4 separate regions of the Mus musculus genome follow, and all the other regions are linked to region 2. A link is a loop called in an ENCODE intact Hi-C map of the cell type or tissue named here. Cell type or tissue: left cerebral cortex. All regions are shown on one strand.

Region 1 (8,000 bases), 86 kb before region 2:
ACACTTAACATATCCCCTCTACATACACACATACTCATTGTACACCTTACTGTAAAAAAAATGAAATAAAAACCTATCAATTCATCTGGTCTCAAGTATCTTAAAGTATTGGGATTCAGACTCAGAAAACATGATAATCTTATGGGCTTTACTTATTAATGGGCTAAACTAATCATCTCTGGGGCTTAATGTGTGCTTCTGTAATGTAGCCCAGGTCTGACTCCTTTGGTTCACTAGAATGTGCACAGTGTCTCATTTATACAATTGCCCAGTAAAAGCTGGACTATACTCTTCTGACTTTCCCGTATGAGAACACTAATGTCCAGACTGCAAGCTGTTTGCTTCTCTTATGCACTCACTTTGCTATGCTTGCTATAAGAATAAGATGTCTAGTTAACTTCTTTGTACTTAAAAATATCAATAGCTCACACTCAGTATCCAAGCTAGTAATTTTGCCTGGGCATGGTGGTATAGAGCCCTTGCTTTGGAAGCATCAGCATGCAAGAGGAAACTCTGTTGATGTACGCCACCTTTAATAATTTAGTATAATGACTTACACTTCCCACAAGAGTAGCCTTGTCTTAACAGCAGCGGTAAATACAGCTACAAAACTGCATGGGACTGCTATTGGCTGAGGGCACTAATTACAAAGCTTTGACTTGAATTAAAATTGCTAAATAACAAATGAGATTAGCAGCCTAAAGATAACTTAATTTAAATAAAAGGCTGCATTTATCACATCTACAATGCAATTTTCCAGAGGTATAGAAAAATACAATTTTAATGAAAAGCCATTGTTTAAAAATATAATTCAAGTACCTAGTCCCTCCCCTTACTCTTTGATTCTGTTCTTCAGGCAATATGTTCAGACAGATTTAGAGGTCAGAATGGAAGCATTCAGACCATGTTCTCACAGCCAGACATTACTTGGAGTAGCGTCTTCATTTTTAATGATTAACAGCTGGCTATAAAAAAATCAAGTGCCAAAAAGCTGGGGGAGGGAAAGGAAAATGACCTTCTACACAACCCAGAGACACCAGGAACCTAACAGATAATAAACTCTCAACCCCACCATTCCTTTAAGAGGAAAACCCAAGGCAGAAGAGCTAAGTGATTTTTCCAAGAACACAGCAGCAGAGGAAAGCTGCCCCTTCAAGTAGGGCACCACAGCACTCCACTGAAAGTTTCTGGTAGCAAAATTAGGTATAGTCATGGTTTCATACAGGACCTATTTTTAAAGTTTATTCTCATCAGAAAGACAGAAGAGGAATAAAGAATAAAAGAGGAAGGACAGAAAACAAGGAGTTAAGTCCTAATTCTTAGGTGATGGAATCCTCCATAAAAATAAGGTCCCTTGGCTAAGGCAAAGTTATGTTAGAGTAGAAAAAAACCCGGAGATAGAGGGCAGAGTTCTCCCTTGCTATTTCAGTCTTTCTAGAATATAGTAATGTGACACTTGACTGGGATTAACTTATCAACTTTTTTCCATTATAAAAGGGAAGGCATTTCTTGGTCTGTGTGAAAATGAGAGAGGTATTTAAGAGGGGAGGACCGTGCTCCTGTGGAGGCTTGATGCCCCAATGTATGGAGATGCTAGAGTGGTGAGGTGGGAGTGGGTGAGTGGGTAGAAAACTACCCTCATAGAGGCAAAGGGGAGATGGAGATGGGTAATAGGAAGGGGGGATATCATTTGAAATATAAACAAGGAAAATGATTAATAAAAAAATCGATCAATTAAAGATTACCTTCAAAGCAACTTCCTAAAGTTCCTGATTCCATGAACATTCATAGCTATGGATTCTGGAAAATTCCTCACAGCATGTTCTCAATGATTAATTTGAATTATAGAAAACTTCTAAGTGGGTCTCAGTGAACTGAACACTAATGTCTACAAGCCTCTCGTTTTTATTCTCTTTTCAGCATCAGCTATTGAAGGCAGGACTCCACACAGGCTAAGAAAGTGCTTTTGTACTGAATTACATTCCAAGAGAAGGGTCTTGAGTAGGTAATGAATCAGACCTTCATTGTGCCTTGACTTTATGTCTAGCACTAGAGAAGTAAAAGATATTCTTGTTTCACTATATTGACCCATACTCCCAAATTCTTAGGGTTCTTGGTAAACAAAGCTGCATAGTATTTGCACTTAAAATAATATACTTAGAGTGTCTGTCTAGTCATTCAATTGTACACTGACATGTTGAAGTTTAGAAATATATAGATAAGTCCTACTTGCCCAAACATTCAATAAATTATTTTTACTTATCAAAACTATATTGTTTATGCTTCATATTCCAGAGATTTCATAAATAACACACAGTGTCTCCATCCCAGCTCTACGAAGAATGAGGAGATAATGGCTAAAGTTCAGAATATTCTGGAACTATTTTTCCCACTTGAAACACTGAGGAAATGAAGGAAGTGGTAGAGGAGGGTTGAAGGCGGACAGCTGAATCGGAAGAGGTGAGAGTCAGCTCCTCCTCCAAGCTGAACTCACCTCTTCAATAGGACTCATTGGGACCACAGCTCACCTGTCCTCAGATCCAATTCAATACATAGTACGTATTCAATAAATACTTGGATGGAAAAGAGGGTAGTAAATCTGAATCCTGAGTCAATACGCCTGAGTAGGTCTAATTTGTGCTGGGATTGATCACAAAATCAATCAGACATTTGAATAAAATCTGATCAAAGTTTACTTTTTCCTATGCTTTCCTATGTTTTCACCAGGAGAGGTTTCTACGTGCTTCTGAGACTCTTACAGTCCATGTGTGAACTGCTTCAGTGCACTTTCAGGAGATCAGGATGATTTGCACTCCAGGTCGTGGAAATGGGCTCTTCTGGTTCCTTGCATACTTCATCCATTCTAGGCTGACATTTTGATATGATGTTTTACCACTTGGTCCAGGCATGGGCAGGTAACTCTGTGGCTCTGAATTCTATAGTCTCCTAATTTATTTTCCTCCCCCTGAGTCCTAGTTGGGTCTTTTGTGAAGGGTATGCTCTTAAGGAATTTGGGTTCTCAGGACTCAGTACTCCAGCCATGGAAGGAAATCCTTGATGATGCCTGGGAAAATCTGAAGGCTTTGGGGCCACACAAGGAATCATGTAAGTAATCATGAAGTAATCACGAAGGAATTGAAACTGTGATTCAGAACTCTCCCTATGTCCAGCAAGGCTAGTGCCTTGTGAAGGGGACCAGGCCATTGACTAAAACTGGTTATGAAAGAGAATCAACACTTGGTATTGGTAGAAGTATCTGACCAGTTTGGGTTGTGCTGGAAATTGAGTCTAGGACCAAGTGCTGAATGGTACAGGACACATGTAAATATATAAAATATTTTTAATTACACAATGAAAGCCCAAGTTACACCTTATGGTGGAATTATTGTAAGAATCTCACATCACTTTTTTTTTTCTGCTTACCAATATTCAGTTCAGACTAGAGTCATCTGCATTAGCTTTAAAAGAAAGGAAAATTATCAAAAATTTGTTTTCAAGGAGAAACTAGCAAAAAATAAGAAGGTGAGGTAGAGGTCAGGATTCTTCACAAGATATAATGTGGACATAAAATTTTGTATTGTTGAGCAATTGATGCATGGATCCAATCAACCAAAATACAAAAAAAAAAGTTGTATTTATGTGACTCACATAAATGTTTTTGTGTGATTATTTTCTATACAACATGGCATAACAATTCACTTCTATACATTACAGTAGATGATATAAGTCATTCAGAGAGAGATGGGTTAAAGCACCAGAGACGAGTTAAACAACAGATGGTATTTTTGTAGACTGCAGGCAAACAGGACCCCGTTTCACAAAAAGATACTTGAGTAGCCAGTGTATTCCATCAGCTAGAGTCCTGGAAAAAGGTCTCCATGGATACCAAGTTTGTACCTGCTTAGGAATTCTATCAGCTGATCTAAATTCTCTGTCCTTAAGGCTGTGTCTAGACATCTTGTAAACGTTTGTTGTTTTGTTATTGAGAACCACAGTCTTTGCAACCTAGGGTATAATCATATACAATATAATGAAAATATAGAGATAAGTGAAATTGGCATTGGTGGCATGGTGCAGGCAAAAGGAGAGAAACGAAGGCCAGGAAAAGACAAGTCTATTTGCTTAAATTTCAGAAGGACGAGAGCTCTCAACGTTGTAAAGATTGAGCAGCATCTGTGCTCACTCTCAGCACCGTTCTCTGTGTGGTTCCCCACCATCTGCCCTGCTTTTTCTCGGCTCTTCCTCTGTGAATGGCAAATGATCTAATGTTCTGGTTCTATGGGCTTCCTGCCTCCTGCCCATGCCCTTTGTCTTATAAAGTTCAGTGACAGCCAGAGGCCTTCCGTCACTCCACTGCTATGCTCACTTCATAGCACATAACCCTTAGAAAAATGTTTTCTGCAAAAAAAAGGAGCCTCTTTAGGGCTGTCCTGTGTCCATGTGTCTAGATGAGCAACACACACGGTTGATTTATAAAGCAAACCAGAAACCTGTGACAGCACTTTGTTGCATGGTGTGAATAAAACTTAACAAATTACCATTTAGTTGACTCTCTCCTACTGTGTGCTATTTTTCATCACCCCATCTTTCTTCACCTCCCTCTTCCTGCATTATAAATTAGCACCATCGCCTAGCACTTTTCAGACATAACAGATGTAACGCTATCCACATTCTGATAATGCTGAAATCACCACGAACTCCAGGCACAGTGTACGTTGCCAGGGCCCAATGTTGTTATTATAACGTTCTCTCCTCTCCTAATGTATCAGACTACATGCAATATATATTCCACACACATGTGAGGAAAATACCAGTGGCTGAATGAACCAGAGACCAAAATGAGCAAAGGAAAACATGTGCTCACCTTCAGAAAGTCGTAGAAGAATCGGGAGGTTTGCAAGAGCAGCTGCACGAGGCACCACCACTCACTGCAAATTTTACTATCTTGTCCAGTATTAAGGTCTAGATTCTGCAAGTCCAGGATTAGAGACAATGCAACATGCCAATAAGAAACACTCTTTAGGGGCTGGTAGGATTTCTCACTGGGCAAAGGTGTCTACCACGCAAGCCTGATGACCAGAGTTCAATTCCTGAATGCCATAGTGGAAGAGAGCTGACTCCTAAAACATGTCCTCCCCCCCTTTTTTTCTTGCTGTGGCAATGCATAGCGATGCTTTCAGTTATCCCTCTCAGTAATAAACAGAAAGTGTTCAAGAAACAATACTTTGACTATTTTCAAGACTTGGTTTTTGTGTTGCTCTTCTATGACTTTCCTAAAAGAGAATCCAATGAAAATAGAAGCCATGAAGAAAAAAGATATAGGCATATATAGAGATGAAACATATACACAAAAGCAGGCTTAATGAAACTTGCAAATTCTACAAAAATAAAGGACATATTATCAGAGAAATACAAAACATCTAAAGCTCTCCTCCAACTTCTCTTACTGGAGATGGACAACGTTAATTTTCACCAGTGTCAAGAAGAGACAAAATGAATTATTTTTAGGATTAAATCCCAAAGAATACATACTGTTCTTAGGCACTTAAACATGAGATAATAATAACTGTATATGTCCTCAGGACATTCCCCTGACCCAAGACCGATCACAGAAGTTACACATGACACTCTATTCTGATATTCTGGGAGACTGTCCTAATCCATTCCAAAAGATATATACTATGTTATCCGTCTAGGACAAATAACATACACAAACCATTAAATACAAAAAGAAGGCTTTCCATGGTCATAATACTCTTCCATATATATAAGATGCCATGATGCCCTTTTTATACAACTTTATGTTTTGTATTTTAAGTTGTACTGGGGATTGAACACAGCACCGTGTATATGCTAGCTCAGCACTCTAGCTCTGAGCTGTATAGACAGCACCATTCAATTTGTTAGTAAGAACATGGGCAAAAGGTTAAAACATGGAGGTAGGGTATTATTTCCAGATGGTGGGGAATCTTTGCAGAGTCAAGTGTGAGGGATTCAGCATTTCTAAAGTAACATGGCATACTGGTTACTCTTCAGCTCCAATAGTGTGGGTGAAAGGTGGAAGAACTTGCCAGTGTTTTTGATATCCTCTGAGACAAGAAGGGAGGCAAGAAGTCAGTGGCTGATCCCCATAGTGGCTGACTTGCTGAAGCCTCCATAGTGGCTTACTGTGAACATGTTCACTGTCTTCTCCTTCACAGCTTATCCTGTATATTAAATGGTCTACCAGAAGTCATGGTGACAGTGTAAGTAAACCTCATGGCATCCTGGAGAGGTAGAACCTACAATCTAAAGAAACCATCACTGAGCTCACATTTTATAACCATCATCGAGGCAATTAATTAGTTCCCCAAAATTATGGTCAAGACATGATGCTGGATGGCATTACCTTGTTCTCCACACTCAGGAGAAAGGATATATTTAATAGCACTTTCAACAGTAATGGTTCATTTAGGGTAATAAAGTATTTTCTATTCCCTTTATACCTGGAAGTTCACACAGCACTCAGAAGTCTACAAGTTTCATGATAAACCTCATGTAACTGACATCTCATATCGTTTTGATCATTAAATTCTCCTATCATCAATCCTTATTATTATCATTTCTGAAATGTCAACCAGTGATCTGCATTTTTTGGTGTTCATTCTTGTGTGGTCTTTCCCTCTGGTTGTGGGCTGTACCAAGTGATCAGCTTCCTGCAAAGCTGCAGAACCAACTGCAAGGGAGTTTAAGGTGGGGGTTTCCATGGCTTCTAGCCCAGCATTCTCTCACTTCCTTACTCTGGTGAAGTCTACACGGTGTTCTCAGCTAACCTCTGAAGCAGCTGGCAAGAAATGAAGTCCTAAAGACCCAAAGTGCTGTTTCCATAGAATTTAGAAGCATGTCCCCAGGTAAAATTGTAGCCTCAGCTGACTTGCAACCGTGTAAGGCATCTTGCATGCTCCAGAGGACCAGCTGAGTACTGAGAGACTTAATTCGCATAGATGATAAAGAGCTAGGTGTAGTAGCTCCAGCATGGAAGCCATCAAAAGAGCGGTAGAGACAGAAAGATTGTGGATTCTAAGTCACACTCAGCTGCAGATGGAGTTCATCACAAGCCTGGAGTACCCCAGCATTTATAGCAAACAAAGAAAATCACCAAAAGTAAATAAATAACAAATAAACCAAAACAGAAAAACAAAGAACACCATCAAAAGTAAACAAACAAACAAACAAACAAACCAAAACAGAAAATCCAAAACAAAACATTAGTTAGAACGACATTGGGAAACAAACAAACAAACAAACAAACAAAAGAGTTTATAAAGCCTTATAAACCCATTACTTATAAAGGAATGAGTTTTCTGGTAATTCATTACATTGGAAAACTCACCTTGGGAATAATATTTAAGTTACTTTTTAGAGCATTTCTCTCTCTACCCCTTCTAGCCTTCATTATTTCTATCAACCTGTTTACATTCCCTACCATTCTCTCTCTTGTACTCAGGATGGAAGCCAGGGTCTTGCCCATTCACACAATCACTAAGCTCTATCCCAAGATCTTACTTATCTTTTAAATGTGTGGGTGCCCAATCTACGATATGTACCAAATCCTAGGCTAACCAGACCTATAGACCTGGTTACACTTACACTGTAAGATTCTCAAACAAATAAATAAATAAACAAAACAAAACAAAGAAAATACCAAAACCAAAAACCATAACAAAAACTAAAATTTAAATGAATTAAATTAAAAATTAATGTATAAGATAAGGCATATTGTTGCAAGACTGATTCTATTAATGACAATAGAAAACAAATTATGAACTCAATTGTCACTCAATTAAAGGAAGTGAGCTGAGGCTTGCCCTATCACTATCTGTGACAAAGAGTTCACAAAATGAGATAAAGAATTTACAAGCTGAGGATAAGAAAGATAAGCCCACGTTTTTTTTTTAAAGCATTTTGATTCTTTTTGATAACTTGTATTGTTCACTGCAAACTAAATTCTATCCACTGAT
Region 2 (8,000 bases):
TTCCACAATGTGGTCATAACACTTACACAAACACTCAGATTTATAAAATGAAAAAAATAAATCAGATAGCTAAAGTTAACCTCTGCATCTCTTCCCACCACACACATAGATGAGTGTACCTACACACATTAAGATTCTGATATATGAACACATCTCTCTCTCTCTCTCTCTCTCTCTCTCACACACACACAGGAAGAGTCAAGATCAACTATCTATGTGTGATTAGGACATTAGTACACTGTCTAGAAGAATGAAAACTAAGTAACTACACTAAAGCCTTCCAAAACTCAGTGATCATAGAAACTAAAAGAAATATCATGTACTGTGAAAAATTATAGAACAAGAAAGAAGACATGTTGGACTATGAAATGTGACAAAAAGATCAAATTCTTTTTGGCTTTGATACTTGACCAAACCCGCAGGCCAGCTGGCTGCTGAGCCTCTGATGAGAAAGGAGCTAAATCTTTATGTTCATCTCCTTCAAAATTTTGTTTCAGTTTAAATGCTCAGAGCCAAAGAAATCCAGCCTCAAGATGAAATGAATATTTGATAACTTTATCCATTCATTGTATCTAGCTGGAGTTCTTTAATTGATAAACTATGAATAGGGGCACGGAAGCTGACGAGAGCCAGTGTCTACATAATTCTCTAGCCACCATATCTACAAGTTTTGATTGGTTAGTTATTCAGTCGTCCCCTCCCCCGCCCCCCTTGGCCATTCTCTGTAATGTAGTTTGACTTTGAAACTTGCCAGACTCTATGGAATTTTCCAATATGGACTGAAGGTTACTTACTCCATTCATTCACAAGAGTACCTCTATACTGGTTACTTGGTATATTAATAGTTTTCAAATAGATGGGAAGGAAAATGCTCATGAGACAATAAGTGTGCATGAGAGAAGGAGGGGGGATAGGAGGAAGAAAGAGGGGAGAAGAGAATATTCACCTTATGGGAACACTAGTAACTTGCATGAAGAATACAAAATGAACTTGGAAGTCTTGAAGAATAAAGGAAAGGGAGAATGAGATTTATGAAGGTGAATAACATTTCCCTGGCTCAAATCAGATTTTAAAATAACATACACCTTGCCTTTTCCAAAGGTGAATGTCAGCTGGGCTTGCAATTTTACTAGAAAAGGATTGAAAGAGATACTGCAAGAAAGGAAGGGGCGTGAGAGAGAGATTTTTCTCACCACTTGTTTCTGAAGGGAGCTCTGCCCAGCCTTAATAGATTGCCACTTACGCCAGAGCTACACACCATCAGATAATGAAAACAGCCCCCGCATGTTTTCAAATCCCCCATTTAAAATTTAAATTCATTAGTTTATGAACTGCTGGGAATTGACAGTTTTACACCCCAATCCTCCTGGAAATTTATGTAAAGGATGCCACAGAAATGGAATAGGGGAACGTCTCCAAGCGAAAACACCAAACACAAATTGCTAAATAAAAATGCAGCAGACACCCATTTGCTGTGGGTCATATAACTGAGAATGTCGTTTTTATTAAGGGGAAGTTCTTTAAGCATTTGCTTCCAACCCAGCCATGTTTTTTACCAACATTTAAAATATTAATGTACTGTTTTTATTGCCTCTTTTCTCTACCCGCGTTTCTTTTACTGGTTCCCTACATCTAAAACATGCTTCATGTATCTACACCATGGCAGGCATTTCTCCCTTTTCTTGCAGTAAGGGGGAGGTATGTGAGCCTGTGAGTGTCTTCTTTCTGACAGCTTACAACACAACTAGACCATCGTGTCCTGATTTGGGAGGTTTTAATTATAATAGAGCCTGATCTATACCAGGAGACTAGACTTCAGAATTACACAAAGGTTCGTCCCTGTCTCGTTTGGCTTTAAGGTTGAAATTTAGTTCGTGCTTTTTAAAACACAGTTCGCTCGGGGCTATGCACATGAATTTAATTTGCTGTGAATAGGAAGGATCCAGGGTGAATCAAGGAATCAAGCTGCAAAAGCAAAAGAAGTTGTCTGCAGGCATTCAGCACAATTCTCTCCAAACTAGGAAGCTGCACACTCTCTTTATAGTTCATGATTTCTGAGCTCTCTGTAAGCAATATCACCAAATCTCTTCTTCTCTATTTCTTCTGTTAATATGATAGATCTAACTGTTACTTCTATACAACCCACTGGGGATTGTAGGAATAAGGGTTTTTAAAAGAGTATAATTGATAGAATTAATACATACATACATACATACATACATACATACATACATACACATATGCATATACATACCTACACATACATACATACAGGCACATACATACATACATAAACACACACACATATATAATTTATTAGGATGGCTTACATATATGCTCTTGGTTCAACAACGGTTGACTCACCGTGGAGAACCTGAGAAGCCAGTAGTTGCTCAGTACATGAGGCTGAGTACTTTGGTAGTCCCGATCTGAAGTTGAAGACCTGGAGAATTCCTAGAGAACTGCTGGTCTTCACTCAACATTGGATACCTGAAGAAAGTGGTTCTAATGCTTTGTCAAATGAATGCGCCCACTTAGAGAGCAGGTGTACATGCCAGTAAGAGTGAACACAAGCAGATACCAAGCATAGGTTCCTTCTTCTCCATCCTTTTAACTGGACTGCCCGCCACCAGAAGGTGCTGCTTACATTCAGAGTGGATCATCCTGTTTCAAACTAATCTGATCATGACAATCCTTCACAGAAGTGCATATGAGCTTGTTATTTAGTTGACTGTAGATACAGTCAAGCTGACAGCCAAGATTCTTTATTATAAGAAATGATTTATTTATTTGGTACATGGAATTATATTCTTCTGGTCAAGGTTGTTTCCAAATTGGAATGTGGAAGAGTCCATGCTGCAAATTGTTTGACAATGTTTACATGGGTCTATTCATTGGCACCCTATTTCTTCTACCCATCTACTCCACTTCCTATTTACCATTCCCACACTGTCTTTGCTTCTCATATGAATTTACTGAAATGGTAATGATCAGATAACATAAATCCCTAACTTTTTTTTCTTTCCAAGGCAGTTTTAACTATTTTTTTCTTCTCCAAATCAAATTAATGGTCAGTTTATTTTGTCAACCTTTTAAAGATGCCACAATGACCCAGTCACCAGAAAGAGGACCAAAAGGAAGATGGAAGAATGTTCTTGTATACCTGAGTTTTCAAGTTAATTCTGAAAGGGTTAACCCTCTCTTAACCTACAGGTGCATTATAAATTCACTGCTACTGAAACCACAATCCTACTCTGAAGATGCATTTTTCTCAAATACTAGGAAGTAAGGTCGTAGTAACTTATATACAAGTGACCCCACTTTATAGACCAACCTTATGTGTGATTTGAAAGTAAAATGTTATTCACAGGCTCAAGAGTTTATTGGTCACCAAGGACAGGGCTGTTTGAAAAGGGTGTGGAACCTTTAGGACTTGGAGCCGTGCTGGAAGGAGTGGGTCACTATGTGATTGACCTTGGAATTTCAGAGCATGCTTTCTGCTCATGCTCTGTTTCCTGACTACCTATGCCATGTGACCTTCCTCTTCCATCTCCCAACACCATGCCTTCCCTCCCAGGATGGGCTGCATCTCCTATGACTGAAAGTCACCATCAATGTTTCTTCCTCTAAGTTGCTTCTTGCCAGGTGATTGGTCATAGCAACGCTAGATGCAACTGACATACCTGCTTCTTGGAGTATGTGGAGGCAGTGTTTTCTCTTCTAGGCAATCTTACTATTCTCCAGAATAAGTGAGTTTCTAGACCATACCAGGTACTTACATAGGAGTTGGTAAAATGTTTCCCTGCATAGTATAACAGCTCAAGCCCACTCACTGTTGCTTGGGGAAGTTCTCACCCTCATATCTACCAACCCTCCTACGTCTTTGTATGACCATTATATTGCCTTTCCATTTCCCTTTTCACATAACCATGTTTTCTTCTCTTCAAGATTATATGTCAGGTGTGGGCAGACACAACCTTTTATATTTCAAAGTGTGCCCACAGGCCTTTGCCCAAGAGAACAATAACTGTGTGATGGGGATTGAGGGCCAGGGAACAGGAGGCAATCTATCAAGCCAGCTAGCAAGCCCCAGCGGCTCCCAGAGTCACAGACACTCAGTAAATGTCAGCCCATTGAAAAAGTGCTTAGCCTCACTGCTGTGCAAGCTCTCAACGGCAGGGACAGAGTCGCAGTTTCTTCACATCAGTGAGGGAATCGCCCACGGCAGCAGTTCTTTTAGACAAGGAATCAAATCAGACTCTGTTTCCTTAACACCTAAAAACAAGCCAAGTCACCGTCACAGCCTGCATTTAGGGCAAAATAGAATGGGAGGGAGAAGTACGAGAAAGACATCTTCACAGAGCCCAGAGAATCAAGACGGGGCACCAAATACACGTAGCAAAGAGAAGCACAAATGCACGCAAGCAAACGCAAACCCCAACCAGAGCAATAATAAAGCAACAGCTGAAGAAGCTGGAGGTGATTGGGGAGATTTACAGGAGCTAGGCAAGGCCAGGCTCCAATGCTCCAGCCGATCACTTTTATCTCTGCATTGGATTTCTTCCGTGGTTTCCTCACTGGCTTGGTCTTGACCACTGCAGTATTCTGTATGCTGCACAGCCTGCAAGCCTGACTGTTCTGAATCACCGCTGATTCCTCTGCTCCTGCTCAGTCACCCTTGCTCACAAACATCAGGACAAGTGCAGCCTCTTCTCAGGTGACCCACTTCTATTCCTCGGCTCCTCATTGGCCCCCCAAACCTTCAGAGGCTATGTATTTCCTAACTATTCTTCACTCCATCTTCTTCCCTTCCTCTTCCTCTGGAGTTCAAACTTTACCTCTTTTGTTAACGTCTTTGGTCCTTCAGTTCTACTTCCCTCTTTTATTCTGAACCATGGAAACTAATTTTCAAAATTTGGGGATCCCATTAAATTCTGGATATATGCATGTTGCATAATTGTCTATTGTGGACTATTCATTAAGCTTCATCTAATTTCCTGTCTTTTGTTCTTCCATTCTAAGCAGCCTCTAAGGCATGGAGGGTCATACAGGGGAAGAGCCCAAGGAAATCGTCTCAAAGCAACAACTGTAGCCAGACTGTAGAAGTCAGGTTGTTTGACCTGATTTTTGTTCTTACAGCATATCCTGACACTTAGGGCTGTCCTGCCCCATCCCATACAAACAGAGACAGTGAGGAATGTGAGAGTCATACTGTCATCCTGTCACCTTCTCTAGCACATGATCCCTCTTTAATAAACAAGCACTAAGACTTAAATAGTAATTTTAGTTACATCTTTTTAACTGGGGATAAACTCTTACTAATAAAGCTACTATGTCTTAGAGTGTCATGCCATGATGATTCATTTAAAGTGTGAGATCTGTAACTAAACAGAGTATATTCTTAACCCTAAACTAGGATTCTGGGGCAGGAGAGATAGTAACGAGTAAAGTGCTTTTTGTGCAAACACAAGGACCTGATCCCTAGAGGAGGCAAAGAGTTAAGGTAAATAGCATCTGTGATATCACTATACCTACTTCTAGATGGAGACATAAGACTCTGGGAACCTCCTGGGCTCACTACATACTGGTGATAAGCCAAGCCGATGAACTTTTTCAAGAAATGTGGAACACAAGAAGCATCAACTAAAGGTATTTGCTTACTCTCACATGTTTAACTACATTCACAGATGAACATTCACATACAAAACACAAAAGAAGAAGAAGAAGGAGAAGGTGAATAAGAAGAAGAAGGAGGAGGAGGAGGAGGAGGAAGAGGAGGAGAAGAAGATGGAGGAGGAGGAGGAAGAGGAGGAGAAGAAGGAGGAGGAGGAAGAGGAGGAGAAGAAGGAGGAGGAGGAAGAGGAGGAGGAGAAGAAGAAGGAGGAGGAGGAGGAGAAGGAGGAGGAGGAAGAGGAGGAAGAGGAGGAGGAGAAGAAGAAGAAGAAGAAGAAGAAGAAGAAGAAGAAGAAGAAGAAGAAACCAGAATTCTTCAGATTCCAAAACACAGGTATGTATCACTTCCCAAATGACCACAGTCACATTCAGGTTTGGAATGAACCATATCTGTATGTTTTGCCCATTAGTCACAGCTAAATAGATTAATATGGTGTGAATGAGGAGGCAAGAAATATTCTAAAATCTGAATGTAATCTCTGTTTTAAAATTATTTTTCCAAACACTTAGGCTGGTTTCCCCACCAAATGACTGTTCTTTTAAAACAAAGGCAAAATATTATTTGAAGACCAAAAAGCCAGGACTACATCATGGTACTGCATCTGGTCATCAGGAAAAGCACTTGCCTATTTGATGGGAAATGTGAGGTATGAAGGATGAGGCAAGTATAGGGAAAGATTATGCTATACCATTATACAGCCATTCATGGCCAGAGATACTGTAGTGACAAGGAAACCCAATTCTCATATTATTGAAAACTTTAGACAACTGTATACATACTATGACCCTCACATTGTTACATAAATGACACCAAGAAGACCTCTGCCCACTGGCCCTGGGTGTTGTCTGGTTGTGTTTGTTTGGTTTGGTTTGTTACACAGTGTTCTGAGATCTGTTTGCTACAAACCCTGCTTGGCATCAAACAAAAACTTCATAGATCCAATTACTTAAAAAATATCTTAAGTATGTTTATTTTTGCTCATTTAGTTATTATTTGTTTCCAGATGTCTGAAAGGAACCCCAGTGGGCATGAGCTCTCCCCAGTGGGGTTTCTAACGTAGGTCCAGTTTTTGTTGTCCTGAGGAATTCCTTGGTCCTCTTGCTCTTCTGAAGGAGAGGTGCAGAATGCCTTCTGACCCTCTAGACTGAATCTGTCGTTGGAGCAACCCTCTCATTTCATGCAAAAACAAAGTCCTCAATAAATCTTGAGGGTTTGACTGCCACTTAACATTTATATCCTGGAGTTTCATTTAGTATTTGTGACTTTTTGACAACCTTCAGATCTCTTAGTCCCTTGCGCAGCCTCCCAGGTTTCTTCCCCTTGAGAGACAGAAAGGAACAGGTTATAGCTTCATTCCACAGGTACACCTGTCTTTAAATATTTTCAATGTTCACAGCTTCCTCTTTGCCTTCCTAGAAGCCTTGGCACATCCACCAAAGTCTCTAGATTGCAATTTAAAACTGTTTCATGAGGCAGGGATGAGTCAAGATCTGCCAATGTACAAGATTCCTTTTCAGGGAACATTCCCCGGTCTTCCTCTCCTTAATCTCTGTCACTGTGTCTCTCCCACTCATCACTCTCCCAATAACTCTCTAGGAGCCCAAATCACTATTTTAATCTGCTAGCTTTTCCTCCTATCCATGAACCACACTTTGCTTCATCTTCAACAAAGATTACATGCAGCACCTATAAGCAATCTATTCAGCAAATGCACCCCCACCCTGCCAATGTGCCCAGCTATTACCAAGTAGAATGTTCAAAACTCGACAGCATTGTGGAGTGAAATCAATCTTCTTCTCCAGCCCTCCCATCCCCCAGAAATAAGTGCATGCTGGGACCCTGCTCAGATTTATTGAATGTAAGGGCTTGTAATGACTTATCAGTCTGGGTGAAAGAAGTCTATTACCTCCCAACCATATATCAAATGGTATTCATCGCAGGTCCTTGTACCATGTTTGGGAGCCCATGGAAAGAGCCGAGTAGTAAATTCATGCTAATGTTAATAAAACTTTGTAGTGGGCAATAATGACAAATAGGGCCTTGATTGCAACATGTGAGATAGCAATTTCTAATGGGAAACAAAATCCATATTTCATAGCAGAGATTTAACGAGGATTTACAATGGAAGGTGAGAGAGAGGAGAGAGAGAGAGAGAGAGAGAGAGAGAGAGAGAGAGAGAGAGAGAGAGAGAGAACTATCAATTGACAGCACAGAATTGAGAGGCAGTATGTACCCATGGAACCTCATTTACCATCTCTGCTTGTGTCTTTGCTACAGTTCTTCCATCTAATCTGCTTTATCCTCTGTGTTTTCAAAGGAGACAGGG
Region 3 (8,000 bases), 62 kb before region 2:
GTGTGCAGATGACACTGGGAAGGGGCTAAATTCTAAATCTCTTTCCCCTGCTCTTCAGTTTCTCATTCTGAAGGGAAAAAATAGATTTTGCTCAGATTCAGATCTTTGAGTGAGAAGTTTGAAACCCTCAATCTTTCCCAAGCAATTCAGATCTGAAAATAAAGAAGAGTATTACCTTTCCAGGATGTGGTCAACAGGACCACAACTAGGCTGTGGTACACAGACTCATCCTCAGCAAAACACAGGATATGGTTACATATCTGCACTTGTCTTGGCATGATACCCTAAAGACAGTCATTGAAAATCATAAAGAATGAAACTTAGAGGAAAAAGATTCTCATCTAATTCTCAATTTCGTCAGCCATCTTTATGATGTGAATGTTAGACTTTAGTATAGCCCCTGGAAACCAAGACTGGCACATAGAGATTCAGCCCAAATACATAAGAGCCATTGCGAGCAGAAAGACTGAACCCCAAACTATCTAAAAGTAGATAAAATCAATTGAATAAAAGTGATATGTTCTCAAAAAAAGTGTGATATTCTCTGCTTAAAGCTATTGTAATATACAAAATTATTCTATGTAAAGTCATTATTTCCAGTTCTTGAAAGCTACTAGATAAATCTGAAAATATCATATTTATATCCTGAAGTGCTCTAGGACATCTTAAGGCATGATGGCACACAGTTTTCATAAGATAGAAGTTGCCATGCATTTGAAAGCTTACTTTGAGGCACACATAATAGCCAAAGCCTTTTCTGGAATAAGAGATAAAACTTTGAAGGGAATAGCCCACCAGGGGACAAGGGTTGAGATTGGGCTTAGAGTATTACAACACAGTATGGTCTCAATATGAGGAGTTCAGGATGGCTCTGCATATCTGAGGTTATTCTTGTGTCTATAGAAATTTTAAGATTGCTTTTCTATTTCTGTGAAGAATGGAGCTGGAAATTTTTTTTATTGGAATTGCCTTGAATCTGCAGACTGCTTTTGGTAGGATGACCAGTTTTGCAAGATTAACTCTTCTGATTTATGAGCATAAGAATTCTTTGCAACTTATAGTATCTTCCTTGGTTTATTTCTCCATGATTTAATATTATTTTATGGTAGAAGTATTTAATTTCCTTAGTAAAGTTTATCCCATGATCTTGTCTTGTCTTTTCTTTTCTTGGCTATTGTGAATGAAATTCTTCTTACAACAGGTTAGTTACAGAATTTCAGTCTAATTGCAGATCCACTGAATTGTAATCGGCATTGATAAGAAATGAAATCATTGCTGTGCACAGGGCCACTTTGTATGGTAGAAGACAAGACAGATGGAAAAGCTCCCAAGCAGTCATGGATGCTGAATGTTGTAGAAGCCATAGGCAAGTCATCTCTATTATCAAGAATCACCTCAAGGAAACACTTAAATGTGATTAGAACTAAGTAGACAAAAAATATTAGTATCTGCTTCATATTGAAAAATCATACAAACCGAGGAAAACACAGCAGCAGATGGTAAGTGACATAAATGCACAGAATAAGAGAATGGTGTCACATACTAAATTGGGGTCCTTGATCCTGGCTCATTTGCTTCTGGTTTCTCAATATCACTTTCGAACTAAGTTCCATAGACTTTTACTCCAGGCCTTATACATCAGTACTATTGCAGGCAAGCATCATAAATTGCTTAGCAATCTGGAACCCTGCTTATTTTGGGCTATATGCATGCTTATTCCTTTTCTAATGGTAATTTACTCTCCAAGACTGTTCTCTGCAAGTGCTACACACAATCCTCCCAACACCAAGTAGCATTCCGTGGAGCCTGTTAGCAATTTAGGACCCCAATTACATCGAGCTGTATGCATATTCCTCTCTGAGAATCTTTCCACTTTAACAACCATCTGATTTAAATAAAACCTATTCACTGTTACTCTACTAATGCCTAGACAGAGGTAAGATTCAGCAATCGAGAGGATAAGCAGATCCTTTTCTCTTAGAAGAGCATTAAGTACTCTAGTTAGAAATCTTGCTGTCAATCTTGGCAGTGGATCTGAACTGTTCTGTCACTTTGCTTTGAATGGAGCTTCCTAGATACTTAGCTATCTGTATAGACTTTGACTTCATTCTTCAATAAGGTCAAGAACTGAAACTGACCCTGACCATGAGAAACAGCCCAAGAAGTTGGGAGTCTTCTGCAATCAATTCTCTGGGAGAGGATATCAAGAAATCATATCAAGCATATGATTTTTTTGGTTCTAACAGAGGTTCGTATCAAGTCTCCCATCGTTTTCCTGTGCTTCGTAAAGTTGCTTTTCCTCCATGCAGTGAATTCTAAGCCATGGATTATGGATAGAACTACAAGATCTTCCTTCTGAGCTAGAGTTTAGGATGCTGACAATTTCATGTTCTTTTTTCTATCTGCATATCTGAAATCAATACATTACAATAGTCTGAATGCAAGACTCAAGAATACAGCTGTCCTTTATTAAGACACACATTTAAAAGGCTTGCAGTGGTGGGAAACAAAGACCCTGTTTCCATGTTTATTTTTCTTTGCAGACTACGGTTGCTTTTCCACAGTGTTGCTTATTTGTCATGTAATCAGTACATCTTTAGGTTCAAGTGTGTTGGTCCTTTTTGTTTTGATTAGATTTTTGTCTTTTTTTTTTTTTCCTAAGTAGCCCAAGCTGACCTGGAACTAATAACTGATTTTCCTTTCTTACTTTTCTCTATGTGCTAGCTCAAATTAAAAGTGTGGACTACCATTCATGCTGGAATTGATATCTTTTTAATTTTTTTTTTTAAATCTAAGTTCTAATACTTAACCTGGTCAAATCTATCGATAAAACCCACATCCTAAAGGCTCGCGAGGGCCAAGGGATCCTGGAAATCCAAGTTTGAGAGTGACTAATATTAAGGGCAGAGCACCCATGTACCTAGAGAGCCAAGAGATATAGATTGATGATAGTCTACCTGGGGTTCCCTCTAAGACAAAGAAGATTATGCTACAGAAATGGGATGTTAATTAATTTCTCAACATAATCTGATCTTAACAAGCAGAAAATACCATAGAAGCCTGACATAAATATGTGGCCGTAAATGCTTCATAGAGCATGACTTTCTCTCCCCCAGAACATAGTTTTATGTTAGACACCCTTCCCTTCCTAATCACACTCATAGCTCAGCCTCTTCTTGTAGCATGACTCTAGGCTCAGAGAAAGCCACAGCTATCTTCCTTTCAGCAGCTGCTCTTCAAGACTACCTCACTCTTCTAGGCATAGCCTGAGCTTGTCTTGCACTTAAGACAATGGGAGATTCACCTTTCCAATAGCAGACGTATCCTGTGACAGCATTTTATATCCTTCCAACATACCAGTAAACTTGTAACAGCCAAAAAGTCAAGCATGTTCTTATGTTCTTCAGGAAAAAGCCATCTCTCTCTCTCTCTCTCTCTCTCTCTCTCTCTCTCTCTCACACACACACACACACACACACACACACACACACACACACACACACACAAATACTGCAGAACTACATGTAAGTGGCAGGAGGGAAATAGTAACAAAAAAATCTCGGGATCATTGTTAATTGTTACCTGGCAGCAATGCTGTGGCCGGGAACATTCAAAACGTTCATCATGAAAATTTTGCAACAATCCGATGGGAGAGACAATAGTATCTTTTCGGTATTTCAGAAAAGCAAAGTGAGGCCCAGAGACAGTTGAAGGTTGCCAAGCTGGGCAGTGGTAATTTGTGCTCTTATTATCATATTGCATGCACTCTTTTATTTCAGAAAGCACTATGGATTTCATTGAAGTTATACAATTGTGCACTTCTGCCATGCATGCTACCCACAACTCAGCCTGTTCCCCACATAAAACCTTCCCTTCTGAAGCAGAAGCTGGTGCTGATTTTTACAAAATTAGCCATAGCCTTCTCTATCTTTCTACTGTTACATTTGGTGTGATGCTTCATTACTGGGGCATGTGGTATGCTAATTAGTTCTTTTATAGGAATGGGAGTTGGGAGAAAGGAAGCAGTAAGGAGAAAAGGAAACTGAAGGAAAAGCTGATGCAGAGGAGAAACAGTGCAACATCCTTCACAGGAAGGACCATAGAGTTCCTTCCTTTCCAACTGTCACAAGCTCTGCTTCCCTTTCAGGGCCATTGCCGTAGTTTGCTAATCATCTCACTTCCAGTTGGCCTTGCATAGATGTACAGGAAAAAGAGTTGGTATTCACAGACAGATATGAAAAAATGGAAAAGAAAACAGTAACGGGATTTTCTTGGTTTTCTTTTGTTTTTAATTTTTTTTTTTATCTTAGCCATGAAGACAGCACCTAGACAGAACAACAAATACTGAGGAAGGATAGCCAACCACATAGGCTGATATCTGGAGATATCTGGGAACATTTCAGTGAACATTTGAAGATTGTGGCAGACAGGCCCAGCACCTTTTGCCTTAGGCATCAGAATCTCCATGTAGAAATGCAGAGGAAGGAAGACTGAAGTGACACCTTTCCTGGCTCCAGGCATAGCAGAAGCAGCCAGTCAGTAGGTACCAGGGGACTGGCTACTGAATGCAGCCACAGATCTTGTTGTAAAGTCTAGCAAGGAGGGCTGAGTGAGAAAGTAGAAAATGCTAATGTCATATAAACAGCTATTCAGACTGCTGGTTATAGATGCACTGATTAGGTCCACTGGTAAATTCTAAAAGATTTTTGGAAAAAATTATTAGGGTTGCATTTGTTAAGAAGACATTCAAACTAGAAATAAACAAATAAATAACACAGAGAATCAAATTATCCTGGGTTTAGCATTACATAATTCTCATGCCCTGTTCAAGAATCCCTGGGCTCTCAAATTGAAAGTTGTGTAAGTTTAAGCTTGGGACTTGCATAGACTCAAATATCCTAGCTTTCTGTGTGTTTTGCTAATATGTTGAGAATAATAAACTACATTTTTGTTGGGGGAACTTATGTTGTCATTGTCAATCTTGTCTGTTAAGCACATACAAGCAAGGATCATGGCGTGGTACCTACTTGTGTTTCTTTGATTTCCCTTGTCATTTGGGAGAGCTTTTCATATGCTGGCTGGGTAGTTTGCTGTAGAATAGCAAGTGTTTGGTTCCTAATAATTTCGAGCTTTAATAACAAAAAATTCAATGAATGGGAAAGGTTGTTTTATTGTTAGTTTGTTTTGATTTGATTTTAAATAATTTCCATGTTGAAACATTTGTGGATTCCCACAGCTTGACAGCAGAGTGCATGTTTGTGGGTTTATGTAGTTAAAATGAAAATCAGCTCTTACTCTAGAAAACTTACAGTAGTTTTGAGGGCAACAACGCATACATACACACACATGTTTGAACACATGCATACCATACACACACATACATATTAACACAGAGAGTGATACACATACAAACACACACACACACACACACACACACACACACACACAAGCTGTTGTGTAACTAGACCCTCAAAATTGAAACATTCCTGCCTAGATGGAAGAAAAAAGTTTGTAAGCCTCAGGAAGTTAAGAAATGTACAATGACAGGACACTAAGCAACTAAGCAAGCTACACAATTCACAAGGTCCTCCATAATGTTATAAATAAAAACAATTAACAGTTGTTGGAGAGAGGAAAATTTTGGCTGCAGCAGCTCCAGGGACGCCGGTTCTGTGAGCCATCACCTGTACTGCCTTCAAGTCACTTGTATTCCTGAGAATCACCCATACTCCCATAAATAACTCTAAAAATATGCTGAATACAATCTGCAGAACACACAAATTTTTATGGTGATCTATTATTGTTACCTTGTCCAGAATGAAGAGACATTTGTTCACATGTCCCCAGTTAAAGTCACATAACTTACATATACATACACATGTACAAAAGAGTACTTATGCATGCATGTGTCTCTGTGTCATGTTCACAAAATAGAATGTCAAGAAGCTAAATTCCAGACCTTGATAATGATCTAGGATTGACTGCCTCCACTCTGATGTCCTGGGTCTCCTCTAAAGATACCCATAGGCAATGCAGAGATGGAAGGTTTCTGAGGATCCAGCAGTCTTCATTCATCCTGCAAAACTAAAATCTGGAAATCCAGCATAACATGCCCAGATCCTTTCGATCAAATGTTCATTGCCTTTCATCATGTTCCCCCTTAATGGCTAGCCAGTAATTTTCCAGAGAGTGAAACACAGAAGTGGCTGCATTGCCATCTGCACCGGTTCTTGGACATTTGTCTGATGCCCAGGCTCGTGCAGCAATGAAAGAGTGGATGGGGGAGGCAATGCTGCAGTGCCAGCAACAGCAATGACTATGGAGACATGGCAGCAATTTTAGTGGCAGCAGCAGGTGGAGGAGGAAGAGTGGAGCTTGTGATAGAAGAAACAGTGCTGGCTGCAGGGCCTGACACCAGGCCCACAAACCTTGACCATACTCCAGGAACAATAAGCTATTATAGAAAAACCAGACCATTAAAAACAATGGGAGCTTGGAAAAAAACACACTACACCACCTGAGGGAAGAAACAGCATCGATGCTGGAGACATGGCTCCCAGTTTAGAATTTGCTAGGAGTACAGAAGCAATGAGTGAGGCATAGATTTCTCATATTTCCAAGATAAGAATTTTATAAACCATTTGTGGCCATATTTGTATCTTCAAGAGTATGGTTTATGAGTGAACATCATTTTTGTGGCTTTTACTATATATTTCTCAGCAGTAGAAGTCAAGCCTTGTAGTGAATTATTACTCTTTTTCCCCCCAGAAACTTGATCTATTTCATAGCTATGTCTCTTACATTAAAACATTCCTTTTTAGAGGAGGAGACGCTTTGGTGACGTTGCTTGAAAGTTAGGTAAAGAGCTTCAGGGATATGACTGTCTTGAGTCTGGGGTGAGCATTTCACTAGAACAGCGGCCATGGAATCACCCATGTTCCTATTAGAAGCCCCAGTAAACTCACTGATCCACCAAGATAGACTTAGTTGGAATAGTTTCTTAGATCTTTTGCTGGTGATCTGTCTGGGGTGAACAGGCACTTGTTCATGTCGCCTTAGGAAAAGTCACACGTGACCAAAATTTTAACTCTAGACTCCATGCCTATGAACATCATTCATAAATGTGCTGAGGTTTGTTATGAATTTGAATCCAGGTAAATAATTCGATTAACAGCATTAAGAGTGGAATGTAGAAGTGAAAGATGAACTGTATGTTGACCTGAAGGGAAAGTATATATAGATAGAGTAGAAAGGTATGATGGATTTCTGGGCTGCCAGAAGGCACTGAACATAGGAGAAAACTATCTACATTGAGCGACATAGGAAGAGGGAACATGACAGAGAAAAAATGAAGAAATCCCACTGAGAAATGCATCCATGTAGCAACGTGGATAGCCTTTGTGCATTACAGTTAAATATGTGGGAAACACACTGAGCTTTGCCTTTGAGAAGAGAAAGTACGAAGCCTGGTTTCCCCAGGGTGTGAGACTGCCTAGCTGCTATCACAGTCAACATTAAAGGGTGAGTGTCTCTATGGTCTGCATGTAAATGAAAGGGTGGCATATTTTCTAAGAGCAGTAGACATGTACCATGTCAGCATAAATATCCATTTTCAGAAGCCATGCCGGGAAAACAGGTAAAGTTTTTTTTCTCCTGCCTTATATTCTGTTAAGTAGGCAATTAAAGGGTATCATGTTCCCATCCAAGGCCCAGTGTTCATTTAAATGCAGTGATCACATCTTGTAGGTTTTCTTCCCAAATGGTCCCCCCGAGAGACTGTAAACTCTTCTATAAATCACAAGGAAATTCTCAAAGTTGCATGTAGGAATTGAAAACTCCAAATAGCAGAAAATGTGCATTGCCTGAAAGGAGCTCACATTCTGAATACAACATTCGAGGATTTCTCCAATGCCACTCCAGTGATCCTCCCCAGAGCCTTAGCTTCCACATTTCCCTAGAGAGGATAGGTGGGATAGTCGTGTAATGACTACACAGTCAGA
Region 4 (8,000 bases), 130 kb after region 2:
TTATACTATTTAGATATATGTTTTGATATGTGGTATTGAAGGAAAATTCCATTTAAAAAGTAACTTCTATTATCAGTGAAAATAACAGACTAAGTGTTCACTTCAAAGCAACACACTCTTAGTTCTTCTCTCTCAGTGCTAATACCGTGGGCCAAAGGGGCTCAGAATATTTCTAGCACTGTGAAGTGTTGATCATTTACCTTGCTTGGTGTTAAATATGAAATGGAGAGTAAAGGCTTAATGTAGACTTTATCCACATCAATATTCCACTTTGGCAAGGTAGAGTCAAGACACCTGATTCTACCTCTTATTTTTGGCTCTTGTTGCTTATGTGATTGTGAATATTAATTCCTCTAGCCCTAATTTCCATCATCTGCAAGGGCAACATTCCACTGGAGAGATGCAGAGGTTCCTGGTCATGCCTAGTGATTTTACTTCCTGTGAATGTCCATTGCCTTTAAATTCATAGTAAAAATGATCCTAAATATCACCTAGTCTCTAGTTGCAGTTTGAGTCTGAAACGAACAAGGTTCAAAGTCTGAACATTAGTCTCCACATACAGCATAAGAACTAGAGCTCTAAATGTAAATGTGTGAACTCCTGAGTTCTGGAGCCCCAACAGGGTATTAGTTCCCAATACAGAAACTAAAAAGTGAAGAGAAGAGAAAGATTAATTCAATGTGAATGTACTGGATTCCATTCTACTGAAAAGAAGAACAAGTTGGTCATCACACCCAAAATACATATTTGGTATCAACATGAGGTTTAGATTTAAGTAGGGGATAAGAGTTATGAATAACTAAGCATCCATGATCAAGCTGCTGCCCTACCCATCATTCAGCCATCAGTACCCAGTTGTAGTCTGATTAGGGGTCAGAATTGTGTGAAATCTCTTCTTAGAAGGTATGTTTATCCTCTGGCCAGCACTAAGACTCTTGCTTATCCTTTCCTTCATCCTGGAATGCTTGGGAAAATATTGAATTTGTCACTCCAATGTTTTAGTAACCTGAGCCAAAGGGAAGGACAGAATAGCCTCTTCTGAATTTGTTCTCTCCTCACTAGGAACTTGCCACTCATTTGAAGGTTGTAGAACCACAGGAGTTAGAGGAGGTGGTTGAGGGAGGTTTCTAACTAGGGGCAGGCCTTTGAAGGTTTTACTTAGCTCTGGTAAAAAGCCAGCTCTCTTCTGTTTACTGGGTGCCATACATGAAGAAGCCCTCTGTCTGATCTCACCACCAAGACTGAACCATTCCTCTCTGCCTTTCCAGCCACTATGGAAACACACCCTCTGAAACTATGAGTCAAAATAGACCCTTCCACCCTTCTTCCCTTCCTTGTGTTGTTTCTGTTAAGTATTCTCATCATGGCTTCACTCCTAGCTCCCTAGATACAATTTAGTTACTCCTATAACATTCTGTGTGAATCTCTGTAGCAATAAAGTAACTATAGCCTAGTAACCTCTATGTATCCCTAGTGAGTCTCCTTGGGCAAATTGTCATGATCATTAGTACCCATTGCTCCATTATAGGGAAATAGTGAGTACTCAAATATATGTTGGCTACATATACTAATTTCTCTCAGACCAAAGAAGATAAGCTGATGTATGACTTGGCAATACACCTGCAAGATTCAGTACCCTATGCAGTATAAAATTGTTACTCAAAGAAGTAAATGAATGTAATTTAATAAGCAATCCAAAAACAATCTAGTGCTTTACTGCTTTCAAATGGATAGCTAAGTTATCTACTTCTAGACAAAAATGAATAATAAAATAAAACGTTTATATAGAAAAATAATAGAAACATTTCCAGGAAATGTTAAAAAAACAGCTGTGTTTGGAAGATGAGAAAATATGCAGTTAATTTTAATGTGTTCTTATGTGGAGTACTATTATTTTAAAGATACAAATAATTAAACAAACCAATAAACTTCTTTTTGAGGAAAGTTAGAAATATAAAGTGACTCCAATTGGTCTTTGCCCTTCTAAGACTGGCAAAGCCTGTGTCTGCAAGAGAATTCCAACACATGAGCTGAAATGAAGAATATGCTCAGGAATGCTCATTAGTGAGTGTTTACCAGACTTAATGAAGTGTACAGGACAGGTCTGCATTCTGATTGGAAAGCATTCTCTCCTTCTCTACTTATTAAACATGACAGTTACTTACGATGAATGCTTCTCCACCCCGATAATGTCCTTCGTGTGCTTCAGTAGCTTGTGTGTTTCCAACACACTTGCATGTACTTGCTTTTCCCTCTGCTATAACCAATTTCCAAACTTAGATTTCTTGGCACCAAGTCTATGGTTCTGAGAGGCTGGAGAGATGCTCAGTGATGAAGACCCTCTTCCAGATGACACAGGTTTTATTCCTAGCATCCATGTAGCAGCTTACAAACATTTGTAATTCCACATCTAGTGGATTCAACTCCTTCCTTGGCTTCTGAAGGCACCGCATATATGCATGCATGATGCTTATACATATTCATAGGCAAAACTCTCATACATATGGAGAAATAGTCAAATAATTTAAGAATAAATGCATTGAATTAACTCAATCAGTGGCACTGAGCCACAGGTCAGTAATACCATAAACTCTCCAGAGTGTCTTAGCAGTATACCTAACCATTTGATAGCTTATTGAATGTGTAAATGAGTAGACACTACAAAACTCTACAAAGCTCCAAGCTTTCTCAGAATGTTTTAGTTGTCATCTTAACATCATGTCCTCACATAATTTTATTGAGTAAAGTATGCATTCTCTTCATTATTTTTGTTAATTAAATGAAATAAGATGTTTTGATTTTCATGATTTTAAGAAGTTTTTGAATTAATGATTAGACTATACGGTATATGTTTTTCGTTCCTGTTTCTCCTGAACTCCCTGCACAGTGCCCAGTACCTGAGAGAACGTCAGTAAGTATTTTCCTGTGATCAATCAAAATCTGCCTTTATTGAGACATCACAGAAGAAGAGATCAGCCAAAGCAGGAACTAGGGTGTCATGGACCATTTTCTTAATGGGCAGAACATGGCTGTTATATAAGAACTCTCAGCGTCTATGAAAATCATCCCAAGGCACACAAAGAGTAGACCCATTAACACACCATCACAGAATGTAGTTATGGGCTTGTGAGGCCATATCTTCCTTGAGGACTCAAGTGCAGTTTCTCCTTGCTGAGGGAAGGAAGCCATTTTCTTCAATGTGTAGCCACTCGTTGGATATCTCTGCTGCTGTAAATCCTGCCTCTCAAACCCCTGCTCTTGTCTACAACTATAGTGAAACTCAGTGGGTCGACAATAGAATAAGTAAGGAGCTGGTAATGGATGGATATAGACAATAGAATAAGTAAGGAGCTGGTAATGGATGGGTGCTGGTTGGAAGGAGAAAGGTGATCTGAAAGAATTCAGGAGGGCAAAAGAGGTATGGAGTGGAATGACCAAAATACATAAAAAATGTCATAATAAAACTCATTATTGTATATAACCTATAAATACCAGTTAAAATGTGAAAACCAGTTATAGCTATTTGCTGATTTCCTGTCTCATTGGCTTCTATTTCAAGCAATTTCAGGCTACAGAATTTTATTTTATCACAAATTAGTCCTGGCATTTAATTAATGGGAAAATCTGCTCTCAAAAATCTCAACCATTCACATGGATTATATCATAACCAATACTATTTATGTAACACAGCTTATCAACTATCTTTCAGCATACTGTATGCTAATTAGGTAAACCATAGCAGTATTTTCTCGCTTTGACTTTTGGAAACCATTTTAGAATCTTGGCAGACCTGTAGCAGAGGCCACTGGTACCCTCAAATACATCAAATTTCAGGACCATCTTTATTTATTCAGAACTTACATTGTTTGGGGAAGTAGTGTGTATAGATTAAAAGAAACACAAAACACTAGTGCTTTTCTACACACAAGAACTGCCAATGAGGTAAGGAAACCCCAGATGATGTCAGAAGGAAACCTTACCAGCAGGTGCGGAGACTTTGTTCCAGCTTTTCCTACCTGGACTTGGGGTGCACAACAAAACAGAACACAGAATAGACATGATGTCAGAGCTGCCAGATGGAAGCAACCTGGGATACTGACAGTACCCTAGCATCTCTGAAGGACCATGTTTGCCTCTGGGCGTTTCTTTATGTGTGATACAAAGAAACTGCTGCCTCTCTAGATCACAGTCATTTAAGTGTCCCTTATTAGTAACTGAATTGCAGGCCGGATGGATTGTTCTGCTCAGCTGTGTGTGCAGGAGAAGTCACATTGTTCTTAACTTTCTCTTCTGAATGGCTAGCTGTCTTGTGACCTATGTGTTCATTCTCAAGGACTTCTCTGAGGCTAGGACACAATGAAACCTTATTCCCTTTTCCAGACTGTGTTGTTCTTCCTGTATCAAGTTCAACAGTCCTGGTAGATTCTTTTCAAAGCACATTCCACCCAATTTTGCTACATGAGGAATCAAAAGTAGAAAACAATTAAGACTCTTAGCCAGACTGAGAGGACTCCCAATTCATTCTGCCTCCCCCTTTTGCTGGAGATGTGACAACCACCTCCGTGATGCAGTGCCTTAGGTAAGCGGTCCCTAATGTTTAATAGGAGGTATGTTACTGTCACAACGCCCTCCTTAGTCATCTCACTCCCACTCTCAGGGTATCTGTCTTCCCGGGTCAAACCCTGATGGTTTAGTGATGAATCCTATATTTTTGCACTTATCAGTACTATGAGTGTTTGAATGGTCCCCCTCCGGGTTCCTTTCAGGGTCTTGTGAGAACTTGAGAACAACCTTTTAGGGGAGTCTTAAAACTGAGAGGAGAAGACGGGAACTGGCAAGGCACTGGACCTGAAGGCTGTGGTGCAGGTTACTGGATCACTCTGCCATCTACTGGAGCTGAGGCAAAAGACTGCCTTCCTAGTTTGGGGATTTCTATTTCTGTGTGTCAGTCAGAGGGAGTTGTCATAGCCCCAGTGTCTGCTGCAGGTGTTTGCTGGCTTCACAACACTAGATGAGGCAATGGCCTTCTCTAATGCTCATGGTCTTCAACTCTGAGAGTTCGTTAGTAACTGTCCTTTATCTTCTGGATGAGTGATGGTTACATGAGAGGATCGATATAAAAACCTTCTGCCCAGAGCTTGGCTCTAAATAAATGGTGTGATGCTCAATGCTACCATTTTACTACAAAATTCTAATTTGAGAAACTGTACCATGGGAGCCAAGAATGTCTACAGCTTGTTTTACAAGGCAGTTTTCTCTGTCTGCTGTGGGGTTTAGCAGTAGACATCCCCCAGTATTCAAGACCTGTATGCCAGTTTACCTCATGTGACTCTTACTAGTGAAGTGACATCATTACAGACATCCCGTTGCCCATGAAGCAGCCGTGTAGGTGTCCCTGGATAACGTGTCAGATTTTAGTAAACCACTCTGCACATGCAGAGTGAACATCCTGTTTTTGTTTGTTTGTTTGTTTTTGACAGGGTTTCTCTGTGTAGCCCTGGCTGTCCTGGAACTCACTTTGTAGACCAGGCTGGCCTCGAACTCAGAAATCCGCCTTCCTCTGCCTCCCAAGTGCTGGGATTGAACATCCTGGTTTTATCAATCAGGCTAAAAGTGGTAGGACAGCCCTTTACTCAGTAACTTAGGATGCTGTGCCAAGAGAAATCCAAAGTCAGGGCCTTTGTGAACTAGAGTGAGTTCAAAGCCACTGTGGGCGATATAGTGAGACATTATATGAAAATAAGAAGTGGTAAGAAGGCTGGAGATGGGGCTGAGGAGTAGATTGTGTGTCAAGCATGAACAAGGTCCTACATAAAACCTTTATTACTGGAAATTAAGCAAACAAAAACTTCATTAATAGAGCAGTATAGGATTAGCAGATATTATAACTAGTTGAAGTTCAGCTCACAGTTGAAAGAAATAGTGATACAAGGATAGTCACATGAAAGAATAACTTTTAAACACAGGCTTTATGGAAAACCCAAAAAGGTTAGTGACACTGAGAAAGGTTAGTGAAGCTTGTGTTAAAATTTCAATAGTAGCAAAAAATTTGGCTCTAAAAGTCATTCGCAGAGACAGTGCTGAGACCTGCAGCAGCTGTGCAAGGTGACTTGGTAGTCACCTCATTGTCCAGAAACAGAGAAGCACAGGACTATGGCTCTATGCCTTGGTGCATAGTCTATAATGACATACTGTGGCTTTATTCTCTCTGTATAGAGCTCATTCCTGTGGGATAAAAAAAAACTCCAATGTAAATGTATGCTATAAGAGGAATATACACTAATACATATCAAATGCATTCACATTTATTTCCTGGACAAACGCTCCTTTGAAATGGAAGAGTTCTCTTTCTTTAATGGTTTCTTATTATTTGAAAATTTCATTCATGTATGCAATGATTTTGTTAAAACCTATTTCTTACTGCTTGTCTCCAATACCCCCCAGAATCCATCAAACTCTGCCTTCCTCCTGACTTCATATCATAATAGCAATTAAAATTGCTATTATTATTGATTTCTCACTGAGTTCAATTACTCCTGGCCATGTGCAAATGGATGTAGGCTCATCCACAGGGGTATAACCAACCTCCCAGCAGCCACATTCCCAAAGAAAAGTCTCTCTCTTCAGACTATTGTATAATTAAAAATCAGGCCCACTCAGCAAGAGGGACACTATGCCTGGTGCTGGAAACCGAGCTACTAAAATTAGCACATGAGCTCCATACGTGCATTTTATAACCACATTACAAGAAGAATCAGGAGGCTGAGAATGGTGGCTCCCACCTTTTATCTCAGCACTCATGGAGCAGAGGACGGAGAACTGTTGCAGTTTGATACCTGCTCCATGTGCACAGTGAACTAACGACCAGTCTGGGCTATGCAATGAGACCTAGTATGGAAGACTGGAAGAGAGAGGGAGAAAAGAAAGAATGAAGAGAGTGAAAGAACAGAGTAATTTCTTAAACACATCTATTCTGTAAACAGATTAGGTAAATAAAGGAAAGGGAAAGTTTGAAAATGACAAGCTTAGAGAGTTCTAGCATAAGACATTACAAAAAGATACTGCAAGCAACTTCAACTATCCTTGTTTGTTTAATCAGGTGTTCAACACATTTAGCTATTATCACCTGTATGGCAGCCTTTCAGATTTTTGTTTAAAAATAATCACCAATGAAACAGTAACGTATTCAGTATGCATGCATTCTATCGGTTTAGCAAGACTTGACTCTCTTTGCAAACAGTTATGGAAGAGAATACAAGATGCATCTCTGCTCTTCCATGGCCCAGGTTGTATGACCACAGTAGATATCACAGTTCATCCTGCCTGTTAATGGCAATCCTCCTGCACTGCTCCAGGACGCTGTCTGCCAGGGGCAGTTGTCTGATCTTAAGGCAGGAGTCACAGAAAGCCAACAGTTTGTATTACACTAATGTATTTCTGATCAAGTCTACCTTATCTATTTATTCAATTAATCTTTGAAAACCAATTAAAATCTAATTTATCTGATCTCTGGATTCTGAACACTCTTTGGCCATGAATCAAACATTCTGTAGTAACTACATTATTACACATTGTGCCCTAAGGTGTCCAAGACAGCACTTTTAAAAAACTTGGTAAATGTCATTTAAAGCTGTAGCAATCTTGCTGTAGAAGTCTCAGGCTCATTTTCAAAAGAGATGCTTTGTCCTTAAGTAAAAAGTACATATGATAATTTTTGTGCCTCTGGTTGTAGTCATAATTTATGTGCATAAATGTGAAGAGATCACTCTTTGTACATTTTGACTCATTCTCGAACAATGTCAAATGACAAAACTTTCTGTCAGGTATCAATTACACACACACATGTTTTCAAGTGTTCTACATTGTAAATCTTCTGATATATATACATGAAATAGTATTATTTGGTATGTATATCTAAGTGGGTGACAAGTATTGTGATTTATCTATTTATTCATGTAATTTGAAGGAGTATTGCTGTGCATTCCTGTGACACCTAAAAG

The links. Hi-C counts contacts between places; a loop is a spot of excess contacts. Peaks named below come from ENCODE experiments on the same cell type or tissue, not always from the same donor. Only the 100,000 strongest peaks of a DNase experiment are listed, where the experiment ranks them.
Region 1: a loop joins it to region 2, with 5 times the contacts of the local background. A loop is called at or near these places in 3 of 42 quality-filtered maps.
Region 3: it touches region 2 in a loop (2.0-fold over the local background); 2 of 42 quality-filtered maps call a loop at or near these places.
Region 4: it touches region 2 in a loop (2.5-fold over the local background); 6 of 42 quality-filtered maps call a loop at or near these places.

The regions. Positions count from the first base shown.
Region 1 is chr6:77,354,055-77,362,054 of GRCm38, forward strand. All of the region lies in intron 8 of Ctnna2 (catenin (cadherin associated protein), alpha 2), which reads right to left. Among named protein-coding and RNA genes, the nearest start is that of 6330415B21Rik, 24 kb to the right of the region's middle. In left cerebral cortex, no CTCF peak of the experiment used is centred here; DNase peaks (open chromatin) are centred at 4,224 and 4,534; H3K27ac peaks cover 1,412 bases.
Region 2 is chr6:77,439,848-77,447,847 of GRCm38, forward strand. All of the region lies in intron 8 of Ctnna2 (catenin (cadherin associated protein), alpha 2), which reads right to left. Among named protein-coding and RNA genes, the nearest start is that of 6330415B21Rik, 61 kb to the left of the region's middle. In left cerebral cortex, a CTCF peak has its summit at 4,184; DNase peaks (open chromatin) are centred at 1,816, 4,241 and 7,251; H3K4me3 peaks cover 313 bases; H3K27ac peaks cover 1,553 bases.
Region 3 is chr6:77,377,601-77,385,600 of GRCm38, forward strand. All of the region lies in intron 8 of Ctnna2 (catenin (cadherin associated protein), alpha 2), which reads right to left. 6330415B21Rik (RIKEN cDNA 6330415B21 gene) reads right to left here and starts at 4,875. Exons shown (of 1, transcript NR_045141.1): 1 at 2,657-4,875. In left cerebral cortex, no CTCF peak of the experiment used is centred here; DNase peaks (open chromatin) are centred at 3,188, 3,946, 4,432 and 6,306; H3K27ac peaks cover 1,412 bases.
Region 4 is chr6:77,567,932-77,575,931 of GRCm38, forward strand. The region is part of intron 8 of Ctnna2 (catenin (cadherin associated protein), alpha 2); the gene reads right to left. Among named protein-coding and RNA genes, the nearest start is that of Gm38837, 33 kb to the right of the region's middle. In left cerebral cortex, a CTCF peak has its summit at 4,892 (motif pointing left); DNase peaks (open chromatin) are centred at 4,890 and 6,727.